Regions from separate parts of the Homo sapiens genome. Here region 1 is linked to region 2. A link is an interaction called in ENCODE POLR2A ChIA-PET data of the cell type or tissue named here. Cell type or tissue: MCF 10A. All regions are shown on one strand. Each heading gives the region's core, and the rest is flanking DNA. Links, peaks and the distances in the headings are about the cores only.

What was found. ChIA-PET counts read pairs that join two places held together with the same protein. Peaks named below come from ENCODE experiments on the same cell type or tissue, not always from the same donor. Only the 100,000 strongest peaks of a DNase experiment are listed, where the experiment ranks them.
Region 1: POLR2A ChIA-PET joins it to region 2 with 5 read pairs; 1 of 35 experiments calls an interaction of 5 or more read pairs at or near these places.

The regions. Positions count from the first base shown.
Region 1 is chr15:48,383,528-48,388,359 of GRCh38, reverse strand. No RefSeq gene overlaps it. Among named protein-coding and RNA genes, the nearest start is that of DUT-AS1, 54 kb to the right of the region's middle. In MCF 10A, for the core only: no CTCF peak of the experiment used is centred there; a DNase peak (open chromatin) is centred at 2,669.
Region 2 is chr15:48,624,594-48,630,457 of GRCh38, reverse strand. The region is part of intron 2 of FBN1 (fibrillin 1); the gene reads left to right. Among named protein-coding and RNA genes, the nearest start is that of FBN1, 18 kb to the left of the region's middle. In MCF 10A, for the core only: no CTCF peak of the experiment used is centred there; a DNase peak (open chromatin) is centred at 3,027.

The DNA of each region.
Region 1 (4,832 bases), core at 833-4,832, 240 kb after region 2:
GGCACCCTGCAAACCACACTAGGGCATTAACTGCCCAAACAGCCTAAAGCTTGGGAGCCAAACTAACCCATCTGCACTGAACAAGTCACCAGGTTTCTGTACAATTTAAGTTGGGAGCCAAGGCTTCAGAAGAAAACAATAAATTTCCTACTAATATGGCCAGATGAGGAAGGTTGTTGTGCAATTGATTGGAACAAATATAAACATAGGAATGTAAATGGGTTATAGCCAATATTAAATGGCTTATATTAAAGGTACCTCTCTACATGAATATTCACTCAGAAGATCCATGACTTTTTAAATGTCCACTTGTCCATCACTGGTGTTTAGTGTTGGAAGAGAGGGTGCCTTTGTGTGAATGGTCTGTCAGTCAGGAGGTGCTTACAGTAGAACTCTGGATGCACATCACTAGAAAGTGTTTATACATTCCCCCCACACTGGTATTTAACTGCATCTGTCCAGTACTTCAGAGTTAAGGCCAAGCCATCTCCATTTCTAATTCAGTAGAGACACATACTCCATAAATGAAAAATTGATGTCTGTAATCCCGACATTTTGGGAGACCGAGGTGGGCGGATCACTTGAGGTCAGGAGTTCAAGACCAGCCTGGCCAACATAGTGAAACCCTGTCTCTACTAACAATACAAAAATTAGCCGGGCATGGTGTCAGGTGCCTGTAATCCCAGCTACTCAGGAGGCTGAGGTAGGAGAATCACTTGAACCCAGGAGGTGGAGGTTGCAATGAACCAGTATTGCACCACTGCACTCCAGCCTGGGCTACAGAGTGAGACTCCTTTTCAAAAAACAAAAAAGAAAGAAAGTAAAACTGAGACATAAGAGGACAAAATACCTGAAATCAAAACTCAACAGGTTGTGATACTTCATAGTATTGGTGTTTTAGCAGTGTGGTTGTGACCATGGACCTTAGAACTAAAGTGTCTTGGTTCAAATTCTAGCTTGATCACTTACTAGCTGTGTGACTTTGGGAAAGTTACTTAAATTTTCTGATCCTCTACTCCTCATAGAATAGAGATAGAAATGGTACCCATTTCACACTTGCTCAGAGCACTTACATTAGCCTACAGTTGGGCAAAATCATCTAACACAAAGACTATTTTATAACAAATTGTTGAATATCTCATGTAATTTGTTGAATACTGTACTGAAGGTGAAAAATTGGATGGTTGTATAGGTACTTGATGTATGGTTATACCGAATGCATATTGCTTTCACACCATTATAAGGCTGAAAAAATCATTTAAATAGAACCATAGTCAATTAAGGCTATCTGTATTATCTCACACAACTTCTGAGGGTCAAGTGTGACTTAGCTGGATAGCACCCAGGAGTGGCTTAGCTGGATAGTTTTCACTGAGGGTCTCTCATGAGGTTACAGTCAAGTTGTCAGCAGGGACTTCAGTCATTTGAAGTCTTGACTAGGGCTGGAGGACCCACTTCCAAAATGGCCTCATGTGGCTATTGGCAGGAGACTTCAGCTCATTACCATATGGGCCTCTCTGTAGTGCTGAGTACAACATAGCACCTGGCTTCCCCAGCGTGAATAATGGGAGGGAGACAGAGACAGAGATAGAGGCCAAATGGAAGCCATGGTGTCTTTTATAACTTAAACATGGAAGCAACATACTATTTTTTCTTTCATACTATATTGGTCACATAGACCCACCCTGGTGCACTGCCGGAGGGAACTTCACAAGGGTGACATTGTCAGAAGGTAGGGATCATTGGCAGTCACCTGGTAGGCTGGCTACCACACCAGCAGAACCAAGGGGAGCAGAGACTGAGTCTTATTGACACTTCTTGACTCCCTGGACCATCCATATCTCATATGAATCAATCACTGCCTTTCTGTGCTTAAGCTGTTGTGAGAAGTGTTTGGTCCATTGCTACGAAAAAGTTCTTGACTGGGATAATTGTTAGCTCTTATTGAGCATTTAATCAATGCCATGCAGTGTGCTTGAACCTTCATGACAACTCCATGAGTTAGGGATTATCATTCTTAATTTCCTTTTCCCAGATGAAAAAAACTGTGGCTGAGAAATTATGTGGCTTGGCGAAAAGTCATGCAACTGGCAAGTGGTAGATCCAAGTTTCAAACCCAGGCAGTTTTATCTAGAGCCTTGTCTCTTCCTATTATGAAAGGTCACTTTTTTTTTTTTTTTTTTTGAGGTGGAGTCTCGCTCTGTCACCCAGGCTGGAGTGCAGTGCCCAATCTCGGCTCACTGCAACCTCCGCCTCCCGGGTTCAAGCGATTCTCCTGCCTCAGCCTCACGAGTAGCTGGGACTACAGGCACGTGCCGCCATGCCCAGCTAATTTTTTGTATTTTTAGTAGAGATGGGGTTTCACCATGTTAGCCAGGCTGGTCTCCGTCTCCTGAACTTGTGATCTGCCTGCCTCGGCCTCCCAAACTGCTGAGATTACAGGCGTGAGCCACTGCACCTGGCTGAAAGGTAACTCTTAAGCATTTCCCCCTCTTGATTCAGTTTGAGATCTTTCTCCCCTAAGATGGGCTCTCAGCTTGCATTCTCTCATAGAGTGGTTCACATATAAGCTGAAACTGGGCCCATATCCAATGAGTACTGGGTGGATGGCCCAGGCTAAAAGCTGAAGTGAATCATAGGAGAGAAAACTGTTGCCCTGCTAAGCCATTCCTATTGTGGCATCCATGACGCATATCCAGCAGAGGCCAACCAGTCATCTATCACCAACCCAAGGTGCCTTCAGTTTCTGATCCCAGTAATTGAGGACATGTGTTACTCTGCAAACAGTCCTGATGGGAAATGGGTGGTGGTTCTTCCCCTCTGATGCTTGGGAAATGAGAGGGCAAAGGAGGGGAGTAGAGAGGAGGCTGAACACTTTTATTTTTTTTTATGTTAACAGCTCTAAATGATTAAGGGTAGGAAGGGAATGGCAATAGAACATAAAAATGCTTTGTGTAGAGTTCACATTTACTCGCACTTTTAACTCCACTGTGGCTTATTAGTTCACGGGAAAAATTACAAAAGGAAATAAAAACCTGACTATGAATCCAGTATAAACAATTTGCAGCCATAGTAACCAAGAAAGTGCAACTCCTAGATTAAAAAAAAAAAAATGTCTGTGCAAGAGTGTCCATGCAGAGGATGTCAGGAAATGGTTACAGAGTGAAGAACTCAGTCAACCCCTGGTCAGTGAAGCAGAGCAGCTCTGAAGAGGCTGCGTGCATACCCTGCATACCCTGGCTAAGATGTACATCAGGAGTTGGCAAAGTTCTAATTCCTATTTGATAGAGTTTCCAACTCAGCTGTAAATATTCACTCAAGAATAAAACAACGTCAAAAGACTTTGCCTGACAAGAATTTGATTTTTGTTGTTGTTGTTTAAATCAACTTTGGTTTGCATGAGTTCAACCCAACTTCACTGCAGGAAGACAATAGGGTGTGCGGCTTCTTGTGTGTTTCCACATTAGCTTTGGAATGACTCGAAGCCGCCTTGTGAATTCAATTCTGGATAAAATACAGCAACTCAGGACTCAGAACCACACCCTATCTTTTCACCTTTGGGATATGAGTCATCAGCTTCTAATTTGTGTAGCCAGATCCTAGCAATGTATGGCCCCAGGATCTGAGAGGAAGTCCAAGCAAGTGCCAGTAGTTTTGGAGGTCCTGGGGCAATCACCCAAATGGGAATTGTGGGCACCTATCCCACCAAGCTATCAAATTTGAGAGTAAAAGCATCTTTAAGGATCATCTAATCCAATGAGCCATATGATGCCTGAATTCCCTCTTTTCCTCTTTGTGCCAGAGGACGTTCATCCCATGCTTGGAGCCCCACCCTTTGAGAAGGAGAGCTCCCCAAGGCAACTAATGCAGTGTGACTGCAAAATACTCTTTCTTAAAGAGTCTGTCTCTTTGTAAATTACAACACACAGTTCCTTAAAGCAAGTCAAATATTCATATATTCGAGAATGAATGGCTATTTTGTCCTCAGATTTCTCTAGTCTAAACCATAAGAATTCTTAACTATTCTGCATCTAGTTACTTCCCTCTGAACACCTCCGGAGGACCTCTTGAAGTTCAGTCCCTCATATGAACACAGCACTCAATGTATATTCTGTTCAGGGAGAGGAACCAACACCATTATCAGTTTCTTCATTCTGAGATTTTACTTCTATTGACTTTGTTTCCTATTTATCTGTTTCTTAAAGCCTGTGGTATTTTGAACTCATAATTAATTTACTTCCCACTAGAATTTTTGACTAGGCCACGCCCTTGGTCACCAATCACCAGTTCTGCTCTACTCTCTGAGCACATGGAAGTAGTACACTCCCCTGCCTCTTGAAGATAGCTATGGTCATTGTGACAGAATGCAAAATATATATTTTGTCTCTGCCCTTCTTTCCTGGAATACAGTTCCTAAAATCCTTAGAATCTCCCAAATGATAAGTGTATTTTGTATGCTAATGAGATGACTGGTGGCTGGGGTTCCTGGATGGCTTCAGGATAGGAACTGGTTGCTAAAAGAACCAACCATGTGATTAGAGGATTGGAACTTGGTTTCACACCCTCTGCCTTTCTGGGAGGGGCGAGGGGCTAGAGGTTGAGTTGATCATCAATGGCCAGTGATTTAATCAATCATGCCTATATCATGAAGCCTTCCTAAAAAAATTAAGCAAAGGGGTTTGAAGAGCTTCCAGGTTGGTGAACAAGAATGCATCCACATGCTGGGAAGATGGAGCACCCCAAATTCCATGGAGACAGAAACTTCTGTGCTCGGGATCCTTTAGTGGTGCATTCTTGTAGGACTGAGGCCTCAACCTGTGGGGTCGGCACCA
Region 2 (5,864 bases), core at 1,021-5,020:
ACTGACTCATCTGCTCATTTGCATTTGGGACCTTCCTTGAAAATAGGTTGTTTGACACACATTCTCACACATTGAAAGGTCAGAAGACATACCAGGATTCTTTGCTAAATGATTTCCTCCCTCCATTTCATATTTCCCATGTCCATAAGAATTCTTCCACTTATGCACAGAAAAACCCAAATTTAACCTTTTTATGGACCTGATACACAAAAACCCCTTCCCCCAAAACACATCTTTTGTTAACTGATGGGTTTATGTTTGTCATAAAGAAAGATAAAATGTCTTTATGAAAATGAATCATGTCAAAAAGGACCTGTGATGCCCAAGGGGATCCATCCCCTGGACCGACATGTTAATTGTTTGCACAGGTGTAGTGAAGTCATTTGTTCTTGGATTCTTCATCTAGTGAACTGTAACCTTATTTAGTAGCTGGATACTTAGTAGGAACACTTTGGTTAGTTCTTGCCACTGATTTAACATGGTACACATGTTGGGATTGGACTGTTGTCTCTTAATGGGGGTCCCCTCCCTCTCAGGAATGTTGAGCTGCGTAACAGATAAAGGTGGTTCTTCAAGTGAACGAAAACAGAAAACAAAAGTGTGGCATGATGGCATGTAGGAGACTGTGGATATCAGGATGGACTAGGCCAGGTGCTGCTGCAAATTTGTGTTTTTTAAAAAGAATTTTATTTAACACAGATGTGGATAATTTCAAAACTAGCAAGAAGGATACAATGATGATCCAGCTTCAGCATTTATCAATTAATGGTCAATCTTGTTTTATCTACTTCTTCTCTCCCTCATTGCATTTATTTTGAAGTAAATCCTTGAAAAATCATTTTACTTTTAAATATTTCAATGTGTGTCCTAAAAGATAAGGGCCCTTTAAGAAACATAAACACAATAACATTATTCTGTTTACCATTAACACTAATTTTCTAATATTATCAAATATTCAGTGAATATTTAAAATTTCCTAATTGAGTCATAAATTTTATTTGTTTTTTTGCAGTTTATTCAAATCAGGATCCAAAAAAGTCCATATTTTGCAATTGGTTGATCTGTCTTAAATATTTTTGAATATGTAGATTGTCCCCCTGTCAGTTTTTCCTTGTAATTTATGTATTGAAGAAATTGGTTCCTGTCCTCTACACCAGTGCTTCTTAAGATGCCAGTCCACAAACTCCTGTTACTGGTCCATGATGAGATGAGAAGCCAGGGTGTAAATCCAAAATATGTCACTAAGCACACTATTTAGTTCAGCTGATATTTTATTTCTAGGGAGACTTTCTCGATGAAGGAAGCAGTGAGATGGTTTAGATTCTAGCTTAAACTCCTTATCTCAATATAGACTAGTAACGTCTAGTTTGTAGAACAGCACTGGCCAGTCCTTGGACCACACATGGCTTTCACCACTGGAGAGTTTCTTGCAGTCCAGTGATGACTGCATTCCAGTGGTATGGTCCTACCATGTTTCTCAGTCCCCTGTATTTGTTGTGAATTGCTAGTTAGAGCTAGATGCTTGATTCAACTCAATTAACTTTTTTTTCAAGAAGACTTTATAAGTGGTATGTGTCCTTCCATTAGGAGGGACATCATTACTACTAGTCTCTCTTTTTGTGTTATTAGCATTCATTGATAATCGTTTTCTAGATCTATTAGGGTGGCAGAATGGGGATATTCAAATTCTGTCATTTCCTATTGACTTACTAATGCTGTAAAGTTTTACTCCTAGTTTTGAACTTAGGCTCAATGCTTCACAGCCAGTAATGTTTGCAATATGCTGGGTCTGATTTTTCTTATCTGCGACTTTGTTGTAGAAAAATTATTTAATATCTAACAGTAAGGATAGGCTATTATGAGCTATGAAATTGTGGAAAATTCACACAGAAGGAGCCTGGCATTTGAAAGGGAAGAAAATAATTCTGCAAAGGTCCATTTATCCCATGATCTTTTGTGAGTGTCAAGGTGGAAGCACTCAATGTGTTTTTATTTTAAAGTAAGGGATTTCAGGCAAGAACCTTATGAAAAGTTGGTAAGATTTTGGACTATGAGGGTAATAAAGAAGATATCTGCAGAGATTTTAATATTCAGAAGTGAATTTTTGTACCTTCATTTCGGCATTGCTCTCTCAGGAATGCTCTTTTTTTTTTTTTTCTTCAAGAAATTGGAACAAGTACAACCTTAGTGATTCAAATGAAAGATTCTGAAAATTACTGGTACACCCAGTCCCCTTTGGGGAAAGGAAGGTAGGGACAAGAGCTGCCCCAGGAGCACCTCCCCGACTGTTTGTAGGGGATGATACGTGCGCATGTGCATGTGTGCCAGGCACATCACCCGTGTGTTTCATGTCAGTGAAACATGTCCGTCATTCTCTAAGGCCTCATGTATTCTTACTTGATAGAAAACTCCTGGGTGAAATGACAGGCTTTTGGAACTGCTTTTTCGTCAGTGGGTGCTGCTACAGAGATTTGGAAGCCCTTTAGGTATGCGAGGTGGATGTATTTCTGTCTGTTTTGACATCATCATCACCACTTCAGAAGTTGTCATGTTGAAACTTTGTGCTGGCATTTAGCACCTGCTCTGCTTAATTATAGCTTGAAACACAAATACTGTGACATCTTCCCTGGAGCTGGAAGGGTGCTGAGAGGACAGTGCTGGCATCACTCACACTGAGAGGGAAATCTTTCGGGTTGGATTTCAGGGAAGAGCTGTGCTGGCCATTGGAATGAGGACAGTCACCACTTTCTCTGTGTAATGGACAATATCCCAGCAGCCTCTGAATTAAGTCACAGAGACGTGAAATTGGAGGGTTTTTTTTAGAAGATCATCTGGATCACCCAGGCCTTCGAGCAGCTCATTGTCTTCCTAAGCCGGGTCAGACAGTTGCCTGCGTGTCCTGATGGTTTTGCTTTGAGCTACTTTTCAAAAGACAAGCCACACCCATGTTGAAGTGTGTGTACTAACACATTCCAATGCCAGCTCTGAGTAGGTTTTGAATTATCCACATGTTGAATCTTTCTTGTGCTCTCTACACATCCACTCCCTCAAACGTTGAGCATGTTAAGAGCTGACTAATGTTTTTACCGGAGGGTGCAGGACAGAATACTCATTCTCTGTTGGGAAATGCAGAAACTATTTCAGAAACAGAAGTGCCAATCTATAGGAGTGAATGTTCCTAAAATGTGTTCTCTTTACATTGTTTTCCTTTGCTAATACACTTCCAAAACACTGTCTTATTTATTTATTTTGCAAACCTAGTAAAAAAATCAGAGCACAAAAAATGATGTACAAATTAGTTTATACAAAAAAGAGAATACATTCTCTTTGGAGTATTTATGGAAACATCTTTCTAATCTCTAATCTAAAAATCTTTAACACTAACCTTGGAATGTTATTAATAAAGTCTTTTGGTTTTTAATTAGGGATTTATGACGTTTCCATTGTGTAGCCTTTGAAAAATTACTTCACTTCTCACATTTTCAGTTTCCTCATCTGAGAATGAGCACACCAATACATTTTCTTGATAGGGTTTGGGGGAAGAGTAAATTTTATAAATTAAAGCTCTCTAATAGTTGCTAATTATTATTTTTATTCCACTGAATGACTTCATGTGGACTAAAGTACTGATTTGGTTAAATTCCCTTAAATTTAAATTAGACTATTTTTATTAAAAGTTTTCCACATATCTAAATGTTTAAAAAATAAATGCTTACAACTTTGTTTCAATTTCAAAATTAAAAAAAAAACTTAAGTTTTTGACTGCTAATATTGTGAAGTGTTAATTTCAATGAAATAATCTCAGCAAACTGCATGCTTTTACCTAACTTCCTCTGACTTTATAGAAACTTAAAATCTGTTAGTGATTTATTTATTTATTTTTGTTCCTGAGCAACAATATTGTCCCTGTTTTGATGGGAGGGCTAGATAGAGAAATGTTTTAAAGATCCATGGCCTGTTGACTGCTATGAAATATGGTTTGAGCTACAAGATCTCTGAAGCTTTTGTAGCTATAAATGTTTCTAAATGATGCAACTGAAACATGGAAGAATTTCACTCTCGTACTCCATGTATTCCACTTATGGGTAATTGTTGTTATGTGTTAGATTTTTTCCTTTTAATTTTCTAAAATTTAAAAAAGTAGATGAAATGATACTGATTTCTTACTAGTAATTATACTTTTCATTTTTTTTTTTTTTTTGAGACAGGGTCTTGCTCTGTCACCCAGGCTGGAGTGCAGTGGCGTGATTGCGGCTCACTCTAGCCTCAACCTCCTGGGCTCAAGTGATCCTCCCACTCAGCCTTCCAAGTAGCTGGGAAGCTACAGGTGCATGCCACCATCTTGGCTAATTTAAAAATTTTTTTGAAGATATAGATTCTCGCTATGTTGCCCAGGCTGGATCTTTTTTTAAAAGTTTCTTATAAACATATCCACCTTTTTAAATAAATTAAATACTCACTACTCTGATAGACTTCTCATTAACTTATGTTGTCTTAGTGGTAAATGAAACTCTAAACTCTCATTTACCACTTAAGATTCAAGTATTGTGTTAGGTGCTGGGATTGTAAAGATAAATCTGAACTTGCTATATTTAAGGAACTTGCATACACACACAAAAAAAACGCTGGTAATTTCCAGTTTTAGGAGAGGTGAAATTCTTGAATAATTTTGGTATGAGACTAAAGTCACCAAATAGGATTCAAAACGGACTTGCTTCCTTGCTTCACGTGTAAGCCACTCGTGCTAGAAATAGCTCACTGAAGTCTATCTGTGAGCCAGTCCAGGATACTGATTTTATGTTATAGTTGCTAATGGGGCGGGATCTTCTGGCCTTTAAAATAAATCAGGTGCATCGAGGATGAGAACTCTCCAGGTTTTAAGTCTCTGATTCATGGACCTGTGGATGTCCTGTATTGGCCCTGATGGTCTCATGCAGGGGGTCCAGAAGGGTGTCAAGCCTGGGCTGGGACGGCTCTGACTCTGGCTGCCCTCTCAGGACTGTGTGGAGTTGCCTGAGTTTAAGGTGTTCATTTCTCACAGATCACTGGGCAGCTTACTAAGCTGAGACATGGTGGGTTTGAGTGGCCAAGTTTTCCTCTGGTTGCCTGCCGTGGAATGTGTTTTCCCATAGAAACAACATTTTAAGTTGTGGTCAGGTTCCCAGACCAGCCCACAATAGCCTATTCAGCTGATAATGCAGCTGAGAGACTGCTATTTGACTGGTCTGGAGACCAAACCACCACCTATTAACATTGTTTCTATTGGACAGGCCATTCCAAGTTCTAAATACTAATATAGAAATGAAATTTTGGAGCTCTACCTGTTTGTCAATTGGGGGCTGACAGCATTCGGAACTCAAGTATCAAATCACCCTGCACTCTAGGTTCCTGAAAGACCTCATTCTTTCTTTCTCCTAAGTCTGACCCCATTGGCTGATTTTCCTGTCTCTTCCTGGGGCTGCCAGTACATTCAGAAGATATTATCTCCCTGGACAGAGCTCTTGGTTTGAGAATTTCTGGGAAGTGGCAAGAATCATGGTTTTAGTCCCCAGTTCCTTCTGTGGGTGGTAAAGGAATTCCACAAGCTCCACCCCCGGCTCCGCCTCTGGCCGGCCTCTCTCTGTGCAGGCTCAGAATCCCCTCACCACTTGTTTTGTGTTTTCAATCATTTCTATGATTTCGTTCACCCTTTGGAAAAGTACAGTGTGGCTTCAACTTGAATAAATGGAATGAATATCCCAGTCAAAGAAAAGCTCTTGATAGACCCTGAGCTCACTGGTGAAGTCCAGGGGTTTCAGAGTGCTGGGAAGCAGTTCTTTACACAGGCAACATGTTCTCATCGTGTCATTGGCCATATCCTCTCA